2 separate regions of the Homo sapiens genome follow, and region 1 is linked to region 2. A link is a contact called in ENCODE Hi-C or POLR2A ChIA-PET data. All regions are on one chromosome and are shown on one strand. Each heading gives the region's core, a stretch centred on a gene start or an enhancer-like site at or near the end of the contact. The rest is flanking DNA. Distances are from core to core; before and after follow the strand shown. Region 1 overlaps SLC1A2 (solute carrier family 1 member 2). Region 2 overlaps EHF (ETS homologous factor).

What was found. Hi-C counts contacts between places; a loop is a spot of excess contacts on that map. ChIA-PET counts read pairs that join two places held with the same protein, here RNA polymerase II (POLR2A).
Region 1: a map of gastrocnemius medialis shows a loop between it and region 2 (2.9-fold over the local background). The contact joins two enhancer-like sites. A Hi-C loop is called at or near these places in 1 of 168 maps with a recorded cell type or tissue (gastrocnemius medialis). POLR2A ChIA-PET finds 5 or more read pairs at or near these places in 1 of 52 experiments (MCF 10A).

The regions. Positions count from the first base shown.
Region 1 is chr11:35,362,152-35,367,704 of GRCh38, reverse strand. The region is part of intron 1 of SLC1A2 (solute carrier family 1 member 2); the gene reads left to right. Among named protein-coding and RNA genes, the nearest start is that of SLC1A2-AS2, 54 kb to the left of the region's middle. Within about 2 kb of position 3,509, at least 19 of the 41 ENCODE cell types and tissues checked have a DNase peak (open chromatin) inside an H3K27ac peak, as active enhancers do; they include gastrocnemius medialis, where a contact is called at or near this core.
Region 2 is chr11:34,650,999-34,656,405 of GRCh38, reverse strand. It overlaps EHF (ETS homologous factor), which reads right to left. Exons shown (of 9, transcript NM_012153.6): 5 at 4,796-4,864; 6 at 4,601-4,669. Among named protein-coding and RNA genes, the nearest start is that of EHF, 33 kb to the right of the region's middle. Within about 2 kb of position 1,410, at least 21 of the 41 ENCODE cell types and tissues checked have a DNase peak (open chromatin) inside an H3K27ac peak, as active enhancers do; they include gastrocnemius medialis, where a contact is called at or near this core.

The DNA of each region.
Region 1 (5,553 bases), core at 2,260-4,759, 710 kb before region 2:
GATAGCCTGTGAGCAGTTTTCAGCTGATGGTAGCACGTGGATCATAATAAACGTCAAGGACAGAGTGAAGGAAAAATGTAACTCTCTCTTCTGATCTCTTAATAGGAGAAAAGAAATGAGCTGCTTATGAACTAGATGAAACAGTCTTCTGACATTTTGGGTATGAATTTAGCCTGTTCTGAAGGCTGATGGGTAAAGCAGGGGTTCGGGAAAATGGAGTTTGCTTTGGTCTTCATTGAACCATAGAAGCTGAGTGCTGGGGACGGAACTTAAGCTCAGGATCAGATCCTGTGTTAGACACATGAGGGTCCAGATGCAGAAGGCATTTCCCCCAAGGTCACCCTGGCTGAGAGCAACTGCAGTGTGAATAATTATTTCATCCATTTCTGGGTCAAGTTCCTCATCTTGAGTCTCTTTTTCCCACAACAGCCACCAGGCATGAACTGGCCCATGGTAAAACCCAGATAGCTCAGGGTCAAATCTACCAGTTATTGTAGGTGCTCACCAATGCCCTGGCACTGCACAAAGCACCATGCATTACAAAGAAACTCCACAAAGAGAAGGAAGTAAACAACTGTCTCCAAACTCAAGGAGATGACAGGGTTATGCTATATGATTTTTACCCTTAGATGAGTATCATTTGGGAGGTAAGTAGCAAGTCTGCTATGATAGAGTCAGTTAGGAAGGTCCTCCCAGGAGTGAGAAGCCCTGTATTAGTCAGCTTTGACCAGGTTCTGCTTCAATAACAACCACTCCCATGTTTCAGTGATTTCCAACAACAAAATTTGATTTTGTGTCTGTTACACATTGGTTGCAGGGCAACTGCATGCATTTACTGTACCTTCTTCACCTAGGACCCGGGCTGAAGCAGCAGCCAGGGCCACACCTCTCTTAAACCAGAGGGGAAAAGAGCAATAGCAGAACCATGGGGAACTTCCTAATGCTTCTACTTGGAAGTGGCATGTGTTACTTCTGTTTTGTGTTGGTTTGGGTTCCTAGGAGCAGATTTTACAACACGGCTTCAAACTCATACAGATTATTAGGGAGATATAGGAAACATCAATCAGGGAATGGAGAAATGAGACAAGGAAGGCAGTCAGGAGAACATGTGTTATCAAGCTAGCTACCACTGTGGACAACTCCAGTTCAGTCCCATGGAGAAATTCTGGAAAACAGGGCAAATCATGTGCCTTAGAATTACCCTCCTGAGGAACAAGGGAGCTGGTATATTTACACAACCAAACCTTCCAGACATGGGTTGAAGGCTACTCCTGAGGAGTTTTAATTTCCTAGCACTTCCAGCCCGTGTGTACACACAGAGAGTAGCCTTCTAGCTTCCGAGAAAGCACTCAGACAAAGAGATAGATGCTAGCAGTTACAAGTTGGCTGGAGTGCATTAGAGGGACAGAGAGGAGGGACGTGAGTGGGGCACTGAGAGCATCTGAGACATGCTCACATTTCTTTATCCAAAGGAATTCACGTGGCAAAGGACGTCTTCAGGGATAGAGAAGTGTAATCCTCCCACAGAGGTGCAGCAATACTTGAGAACCAAAACAGGCCCTGAACCCTGATTCATAAGTATAATAAACTCTAGTTGACACAGTACATGTAATAGATGGTTAACTGAGAGCTACCATCCAGACCAGGGTGTTTTGACCTCAGCACTATTGACATTTGGGGCTGGCTAATTCTTTGCCGTGGAGGACTGTTTTATGCATTATAGCATGTTTAGCAGCATTCCTGTCCTCTACCCACTTGGTGCCCATAGCCTCCCTCCCCTCACCTCATAATTGTGACAACCAAACATGTCTCCAGGTGTTGCCACGTGTTCCTAGGGGAAAAGTCACCCCTGTAGAGAGCCACTGATGTAGACCATATATGCATTGCTAATTCCCAAGGAACTGAAATAAATTGTGGATGCCTCGATGGAGGTGTGCACAGCCTGATGGGAGAGACAGACAGACAGACATATAAACTGTAATGGCCAGTCCACCCTGGGTAACAACAATTTGAATTATGTAAAGAAAACAGAAATAGTTCAGGAGTGGTAAACATCACTTTTGTTGCAGGCTGGGGATGGTCAGGGAAGTCTGCAGAGACAGAGACAGCAGAGCGGGGTTTTAAAGGATGAAGAGGAGTTTTTCGGATGAGTGATCCCACATGTAGAAGTTAATGTTTCTGCTTGAAAATGGCATGTGTTACTTTGGTTCTGTGTTGGTTTGGGTTCCTAGGAGCAGATTTTACGACAAGGATTCAAACTCACACCGTTTATGATCTTTGGTGATTGTGGAGACTTGGGAATGCTACACTGAGACTGATGCTGGAAATGCTGACCTCAGAGCCAGGCTGATGGCAGGGCTGTAGTTACACCAGCTTTACCATATCATTGATCATGTGTAAGGAGCAATGTCAAGGGCTTTGGAGGCACTTAGAGGAGTTGCCCAAATGGCATGGATACAACCCAGCCCCAGAGGGACCAGAAGCACCTTTGCTGTATTATTTTAGTCAAGGGAGAAAGCCAGCTTATTCCTCGGCCTCCTCAGTATCATCTCCTGACCCATCCACTTTGATGTTTGTCCCATGTGTTGTGCAAACAAAACTGGATGTGGATTTGTCACTTAACATCTCTCTGCCTCAGTTTCTTGACCTGTTAAACAGAGATCATAAGGTTTTCTCTCTTGCTAGTTTCACAGTCTTACTCTAAAACGCATTGGCTGTGCGTTCAGATGAACCTGCCCTGCTCTGCCATCCACCAGGTATGGACTTCTTTTTCTCCATTTTCTCATCTGTAATATGGGCTTAATACCCACCTCACAGGGTTGTCTTGAGGACTGAATTGTGTGATGTCTATAAGCCCTCAGCCCTGCACCTGGCACACACAGTAAGAGAATAAATGACCATAAATATTAAGAAATAGGTTGAGTGTGCATAATGATAGCTAACTTGTATTGAGTGCAGGTGATGTTCCAGGCACCATCATGGGGGTGTGTATGTATTAACCTATGACTACAATAGGTATCCTGATTATCTCCATTTTACATATGAAGAAACTAAGGCTCAGGGAAATCTGATCACTTACCTAATGTGTGTAGTTAGTGAGTGGTATTCAAACTTCAGCAGACTGTTGAGCAAGTAATTGCTTTGCTGGATTGTTTAGTGCTTGGCATTTTACCATAGCTCTTTGAAAAGAAAATCAAGTCTTTAGGTAGATAGTTACATTCACCAAATGATTAGAGCCAGTGTAGCTACTACTGGGTAAATGAACTTTTCTTACTATTGACTGAGGCCCCTTTAGTACACTTACAGAATATTAATAAGAAAGTAGGTGAGAAGAAATGTATTTTTAATCACAGTATCTGAGCTGGCTTCTCAGTGTGAGTCTACATGGGTAGATGATGAATCACCCCAAACTGACCCTTTCCAGAAATGCCTTGTGAGGGCAGCACAAAGGAAAACTTTCCATTGCTTAACTCTCCCCACAGCCCCCACCCTCAGCTATTGAAATAAAATGCCAAGAGGCTGCTTGCCAGCTCCTGGACACCACCTCCAGAACAGCAGGGAGTGTCTTCTCTCCCTTTGTGGCAGGGACACATATGGTGTTCTTAGTGTCAGAGCAAGCAGACTCTGTTCCAAGAGCTGCTTTTCAATCCAGCCTCTGTGCATGGGATGGCAGCAATGGAAAACAGTGCAGGGTCCTGGGTCTGAGGGTCATCCTCTTTCTGCCGGTGCCCCTGCCACCTGCTAAGCTCTTGTCTTTGGTGGAACAGGAAATACCACTCAGTGCAGGTACAGACCTAGCCTGCCTTGTACACCTCCGTGTCCTGGTCCTTTGTAGATGCTTGAATGAGAACCAATCAGTGAGGAAAAGGTATGATGCCCCTCCTGTTCAAAACACCTATTGAGTACCAAGTACTACACCCAGATATCATTTTCTTCCTTCTTTCTTTGGCTCAGGTCCTAGCTCCAGACCTTGTCAGCCACGTGTCCTGGAGCAAGTTATTTTCTCTCTCTTTGCCTCATCAAGAAGATGGACATAATAATAATTCCGTGCAGAGAGTTGCTGGAAGAACTCAGTATAAAGCAACTGGCTGACAGAAAGTGCTCTAAGTGCTAGTTCCTCTGTCATTTTGAGACCAAGCCAGATGTGTTAGAGATGTCCCTGGGGGAACTTGTATCCTGGAATTTGACAGCCTGGAGAGATCTGAAGGCATTCTCTGGTCCTGTACCCCAAATGAGGTTTGAAACCCTCCAATGAGCTCCCTATTTTGTAAGTTACAAAACCTTTGGCAACCGAGAAGAGGCATCTGTAGCAACTTTAGCTGTGTCCCAAGCTCCAAGCCATCCGCCCTTCCTTCCCCACTACCAGGCAACAGCCTGCTGTCTGCCTCCTACTCAGACATCCACGGTCTGGAACAACCCCAAAATTGTCATCTGGGGCAGAATACACAACACCCAAAAGATGGTTTTGCTTTCTGAACCTCACCTGCAGCCACTCCTGGCTTCTCCACTTCCCATCCTTTATGACATTCATGCTGCACACCTCCCCTTCTCTAGAGAGACAGTAAGCCTCTCCAGTGAGAGGCAGGGTGTGCAATAGTAACATGCATTGGCTCAGGAGTCCGACTTTGAGGGTCTGCCGCTGACCTGCTTTGTGAACTTCAGCAAGTTGCTCAGTCTCTCTGTGCCTTCTTCTTGTCCCCAATAGGAATAATAGTAGTGCTACCTCATCAGGTTTTTGAAAGATTCAAACAAGCCAAATGTGAAGCATTTAGAATGTGGCTGGCACATAGTAAGTCTTCAGTGAAGATTAGCTAGTATCATTGTCCTAAAGTGATAAATGTCACCAAAAGGGGGAGTAGATGCTGCAACTAGAAGTTGGATGTAGTCAGGCTGCTAAGACATGAGACCTGAAAATCCAGTTTGCTGTGGATTTGCCATGGATTCCCATGGCGACTCTCAAAAGCAAAGTTGCTCAAAGGCCATTTAAGGCTCATAAAGTCAATGGTTGTTTTGCCTAAGAAATTTTTGTGGAATGAACAAATACAACATAGTAAGGATAATCATAATAGTTACCATATGTTGCATGCCACATTCCAGGCACTTTCACATGTATTGATGGAATTAATTTTCACTACAGTCCCGTGAATAGTTATTATTATTATCATCTGTTGTATGAATGAAGTATTTGAGGTTCACAGATGTTAGATAATCTGTCCAAGGCCACACAGCTCATGAGTGTTGAAAGTAGGATTGGAATCTCAGGTGGTGCTCCAAAAGATGTCCACTGCAGGCCACAGGATTCTTTATTTTAACATATTTATCTATGGCTGCTATTAGGAACCAACTGAAGAACAGTCCTCTCTCAGATGTTATATCTCCTGTGAAAATTTCAGATTGGGATTGAAATGGCCCAGGGAGGGGCCAGAGACAGCTATGAAAGAGCCACAGATATGGTGAGGAGTGTGTCTAGATGATCCAGACACCTGCGGGGATTGTGCAGAGCAGAGCTCTGCATCAGGCCACATGCAAAACATCTTGGGCATCTGCTGTCTG
Region 2 (5,407 bases), core at 161-2,660:
TTTTTTTTTTTAGCATAATAGAAAAATGTAAACATTTATAACAAAGGAAGATGACTTTTAAGCCAGAGGAGTGCCCTTTTTTGGCATGCAAAGTTACATTTTAATCAGCCTGACAAAGGCGCCATTGAGTGGCCCAAGCTCAATACAGAGGGCCACAGTGGACTATGGAAACACAGATTAGTTTAACAAATGACTCATTATGGCAACCTCTGCGACTATTACCAAAGAGGAGATGATGGAGGCGGACCTGGGAAATAAAAATTCTTCTCAGAAAGAAAACTAAATGATCTAGCCGTGTGTGTGTGAGTGTGAGTGTGTGTGTGTATATGTGTGTGTGTGTGTGTGTGTGTGTATTGGGAGGACCAAAGTAGATCTTACAAAGACTCTCACACTCAAAAATCAGCCAATTTTAATACAAAGTAGTCCCTAAATACAAGCCAATTATTTTAAGAAATTGGGCCAGTAAAACTGATCTCTTTCATGTGCCCTTCCTAAACTAGGGTCCACTGACCCAGTGTGGCCTTCAAGGGCCCCTGGACTGACTGAAACCATATATGAAGGGAGAGGGTTCACAGCATCCATTCAATTATCAGGAGAAGCCTATTATTCAAAAAAGCTATGAACTGCCAGCCATTAGCTCCTAATTAAATTGGTTAAGAAAAAAAAGCTACTGTTTATTGAGCACTTACTATGTACCAGGCACTGTACTAAGCACTTTAAATGAATCACTTTATTTAATTCACACAATAACTCTATGACACAGGTACTAATATGATCCACAGTTTTCAGCTGTGGAGGATCTGAGAAACAGAGGGGTCAAATGACTTGACTAGAGTCACACAGCTGGAATGTGGAGCCAGGATATGAACACAAACAGTTTGAATCCAGAAGCTTTACTCATAACCATGATTCTATGTCATTTCCAGAAATGGTGGCCGGCACATAATCTCCCTTTGCACATAACAGATTTCACACAAGCCTTTCTTGCCAAGAATCAGGTTCACTTCTGTAATGCTCTTGTTAGTAGAAAAGATAATTTCAATCTGACAATTCTATATTTCCCAACGTTCATGGGCCCTTTCAACCATCTTATCACCCAGCTAATCAAGACTCAGTGTTCCCAGCAATTTCTCGAAACGTCATGGCAGGATGGAGAGAGGGATTTAATAAGACCTCAGTAAACAAGAAACCTCTCATCCTGGTTAAGAATTTCTCTCCTGGCATTGTCACTAGCAGGGCCTGCACCTGACTTGGGTTTCTCTGAAATCCGAGAGGACAAATTCACAGGAAATGCAAGGAGACTTCACTCTCCCTCCCTGTAGGTTGCAGGGTGAGGTTGCAACATCCCATCAGGATGTGACAATATTGCGACAGGTCTGGCATCCACCCCGGTTTCCAAGTGATACATCACTCTGACAGGGCCACGTTGTACTGCAGACAAAGAGTGGCATTTACCCAGCAGGCCACAAGCAAAGCTCATTTTCAAATGACATCCAGGAGGGATGCAGGGCCATTATTTCAGAGCCAGGAGTTGAATTCAGAAAAATACAAGAGTCTCTCAGTATATTGGCCTCAATTATTGTTTGTGGGTTCCTAGTTGATCTAGAATCAGTTACTTCAGAGTTCAGGTGCCTTTGTGAATAAGACGAAAACCTTGGACCCTCTCCTCAGAAAAAAATGCACATATATGTACACATGAAATTTTGTCAACAATTTCAGGGGGCTGTGGCCCATGCAGCAGTCCATGGACTCTAAAACCTCTACACTAGATAAACCATGAGGAAATATTCTTTGAGTTGTCAGCCGTTTACCCAAGCTAGGCTCCACCCAGCTAGGAACGTTCTTTTTTTAATCCCCAAATAAAAATCTTTCCATCATCATAAAGGGGAATAAGCAGTCAAAGGCAAAAGAAGAACCTAATTTCTTCCAGACCTCTCTGCCTGTTGCAGTGTGCAGGGGTAAGCCGTGGAATCACTGGCCTGCTTTACCACTGATATCTTTTGATCTTTAACCTCTCTTTAATATGTGTCCTTCTTCTGCCCTAGGATAAAAGTCAAGACCTTTGAAGTTAGCCATGTGGTTAAGTGATTCATTCTTATAAAATAATGGCTTGCCCTGGAGAAGTTGTCCAGCCTGGCTTTCTCTTGCTTGGCTCCCAGGCACTCCAGGCCAAGGTCCTATCCAGTCCAGGCAGGGGCAGCAACAAGCCACAGGTTTGTGATGCAAGTGAGAGAGCGTGACTTCAGCTAAGCTGCTTCGCAAGAAGCAAAGATTAGAAGCATTTGCATATGATTCAGCTGTGAGCCATTTCTTTACGGGATATACAAATTTCAGTGTTCTAATAGACCGTGCCACCCTAGCTTTAGGCTCAACAAGTCAGTGGATAAACACATCAAGCCCGAGCTGGCATGACAGGCTGGAGGACTGTCGAGCAGAACAGGACACCGGCAGCGGGCATTTTATGAAATGGGCAGATGACAGAGAAATCAAAACAAAGCCTATTTCCCCACCTGCGTTTATCACAGAGGGCATCAGTTTACGCTGGGCCTCGCCTTAGCTCAGCTGGTAACTAGCATTAAAACATAGAAAGATATTTCACTGCATTCAATTACATGGGAGCTCGAAAAATAAAGACTCAGGCAAATGACCAAGGTTTTTCCGGGGTTCTGCTTCCATGCAGTAGAGACTATAAACTATTCTGAAAGAAACTGACCCATATAAGGCTGTAATTAACTATCCTACTGAAGGGCTATTACCCCAATGAATACACCAACCCCAGAGACTGCATTGATTCTTTAGGGCCTGGGTGATTGATCTCATTTTCCAGCCTGGGTTACAATCACAGGATAGAAATGGGGAGCTGCAGCAAACAAGGATCAGAAGGGTAAGGAGAGAAGATTCCTGAGCCCATCTTAAGAAGGACTATTGAAAAATACAATCGGTGGACTCAGGAGAGAGCGAGTTCCTTGCTACTGCAAATGCAAAAGCAGAAACTGGCCTCTAAGGCCCCTATTGATTTTGAGATTCTAGAAGGTGTAAGTCAAGATGTAGAAAAGAGGATGGCCCAGCTGTCAGGGCAGCAGAGCTGTAACTATGATGTTTTTGTTTCCCGGGTGCCTCAAGACCTACTAGCCCCTGAGGCTCAGGAAGTGGTTGGTTCAGCTTTATTCTTAGTTGGAATTTTTTGCCGTAAGTCAAAGACCCAAGTGGAAGGATGGAAGGATGGAAGGATGGAAGGATGGAAGGATGGAAGGATGGAAGGATGTGGGAGATGACACTGTAGGAAGTCGCAGAGGAACTCAGAGTGTGACTTGGGAGGTTTCCTCAGCCCTGAACCCCATGGTCTTGACTGAGTGGCAATGATTGCCACAGAAATTTTACCCCGGTTGGCTCAGTTCCCCCAGAATAGCAAATACACAGCCAAGCCTTGCCAGTGTTTGATCTATTCCCTAATTTTAACAAATACCTCAAGTGACACATAATGCTAAGGACCACTGGGGGAAGGAGAAGTCGAGAGCTATGCTGGCCTCAGCTCTTAATCTCAATTCCAGAAGCATTTACATTGGCTCCCAGCCCCATCTCATTTAAGGGGCTTGACCCAAACAAAACCTCAAACCAAAACCTTTCATTATTTCAGTTCTCAAAAGCAAAAACAAAAACAGAAAAAAAGAGGAAGGAAGGGTTGCAGACTAATTTCTTTCACAAAGACCCAATTAAATCCCATTTCTGAAGTTGCTCCAAATTTAATTCCAGGAGAGAGGCACTATCACTTGTGACTGATGTCTAAGTGCCATTTCATAGACCCAAAGAGATCCACAAGTTCATACTCAGATCACGGGAAACCATAAGATCCTCTTTCAACCATTTCCCACACTGTACACGCCAATGCACCTATTTGTAGGTGGGGGTGGTAATCTGAAATCCCCTCTCCCAGACTCCCAACATCCCAAACTTCTCACCCAGTGTAACCTTGGTTAAGGAGCATGGATAGCCCCAGTTGCATCCAAGCTTAACCAAATGCAGCTAAAGTGAACGTAACTCATAAAATGCAGGTGCTCTGACTGATTAGAGAGCACTGATGAGTCATCGGAATTAGACTTAAAAACTGACAAAATAGTGTAACTGTGGGGATTCTGGAAGTTTCCAATGGCTACCCCTTCACCCAGAAACTATCACTACAGGTTCACGGACCTTTGAATTTTACTATGAGGTATTCTTTCTCTAAAGCCAAATGTAGTTTGTTGAAAATTAAATATAGCCTTATTTCCCATAAGTATACCCAAATATGAATAATTTTAGCAGCTATATTGCAAGAGTAAGTTTTCATTGAAAATAAAGAAAAGCCTAAACAACTTTTATTGTCACAACAGAGTGACTAGTTTCGTAGGAGACCAACATTTTGCCTAGAGGATCCCTACGGGTCATCTTCGATGTACAAATATTGCCTCAAAAGCAAACCTCGTCTAATGGTAACCCCATCCCTTTCCTAGCCCTTTAATTAGAAAGACTCCAGAAAGGCAGAAATGTAGAGTGTTGGTAATTCCCACTGATTCTCCCTAAGCATTAGGCATACCCAGCCTCAGATGTGATGACAGCTTACCAACAGGAAGGTGACTGGTGGTTGTCATGGAGATCTGAGCCCGGCAGAAAGTTTTGCTGTCCAACAAATCTGTGGCCATGAAAAGATAAAGGACATTTAGAGCACCCCCTCCCCCCACCTCACAATAGAACACTGTGGCTCTTAGACAAACTGAATAAGAATGTAAAGGGCCTTAAGTGTCAGGGAGTTAGTTACCTACTGTGCTACCATAGTTGGTGTCATATAAATAGTTCTCGTCTTTCCAGGTGTTCATGATGGAAGGCTCTACAAAAAATAGAGAAGGAGAATAGTCAGCGATCTCTTTTCCCCAGGGAGAAGAGGCTGCGTTTTCTAATTCATTGTTCATCAACAAAGTATGGGGGGTGAGGAGTGGTCCTCAGAGACAAGGGATATGATTCTGCTTCAGCTGCGTTACTTTATAATAATGTTGTCTAATTTTCCTTTCAGCATCCTCGGGGAAATGGCCTCATCCATGTGTTCTGTACCTATTGCATTTTTAGGGAAGTGAGAGAAGTTGCAAGAATGGGAACCTGTCCTAGACCAAGTGGTTCCTGGGAATTTTCCTAACCTGGCTTGGCTTTGTTCTGCATTCTACTGCATAATCACCAGAATATTTTTACCCTAGAGTGTGGTGGGGGGGAAGGCCTTGTTAGGGATTAATTTATTTAAATGTATAATAAATAATTAATGAGGCCTTGGGGGGTTAATGATATTTCTTTCAGGAAGAGTCTTGTCAATCTTATCACAGTTTCTTCCTTGCTGAAATCCAGAGATTTGTCATCCAAGTTGGGTGACAGCCCCCTCCCT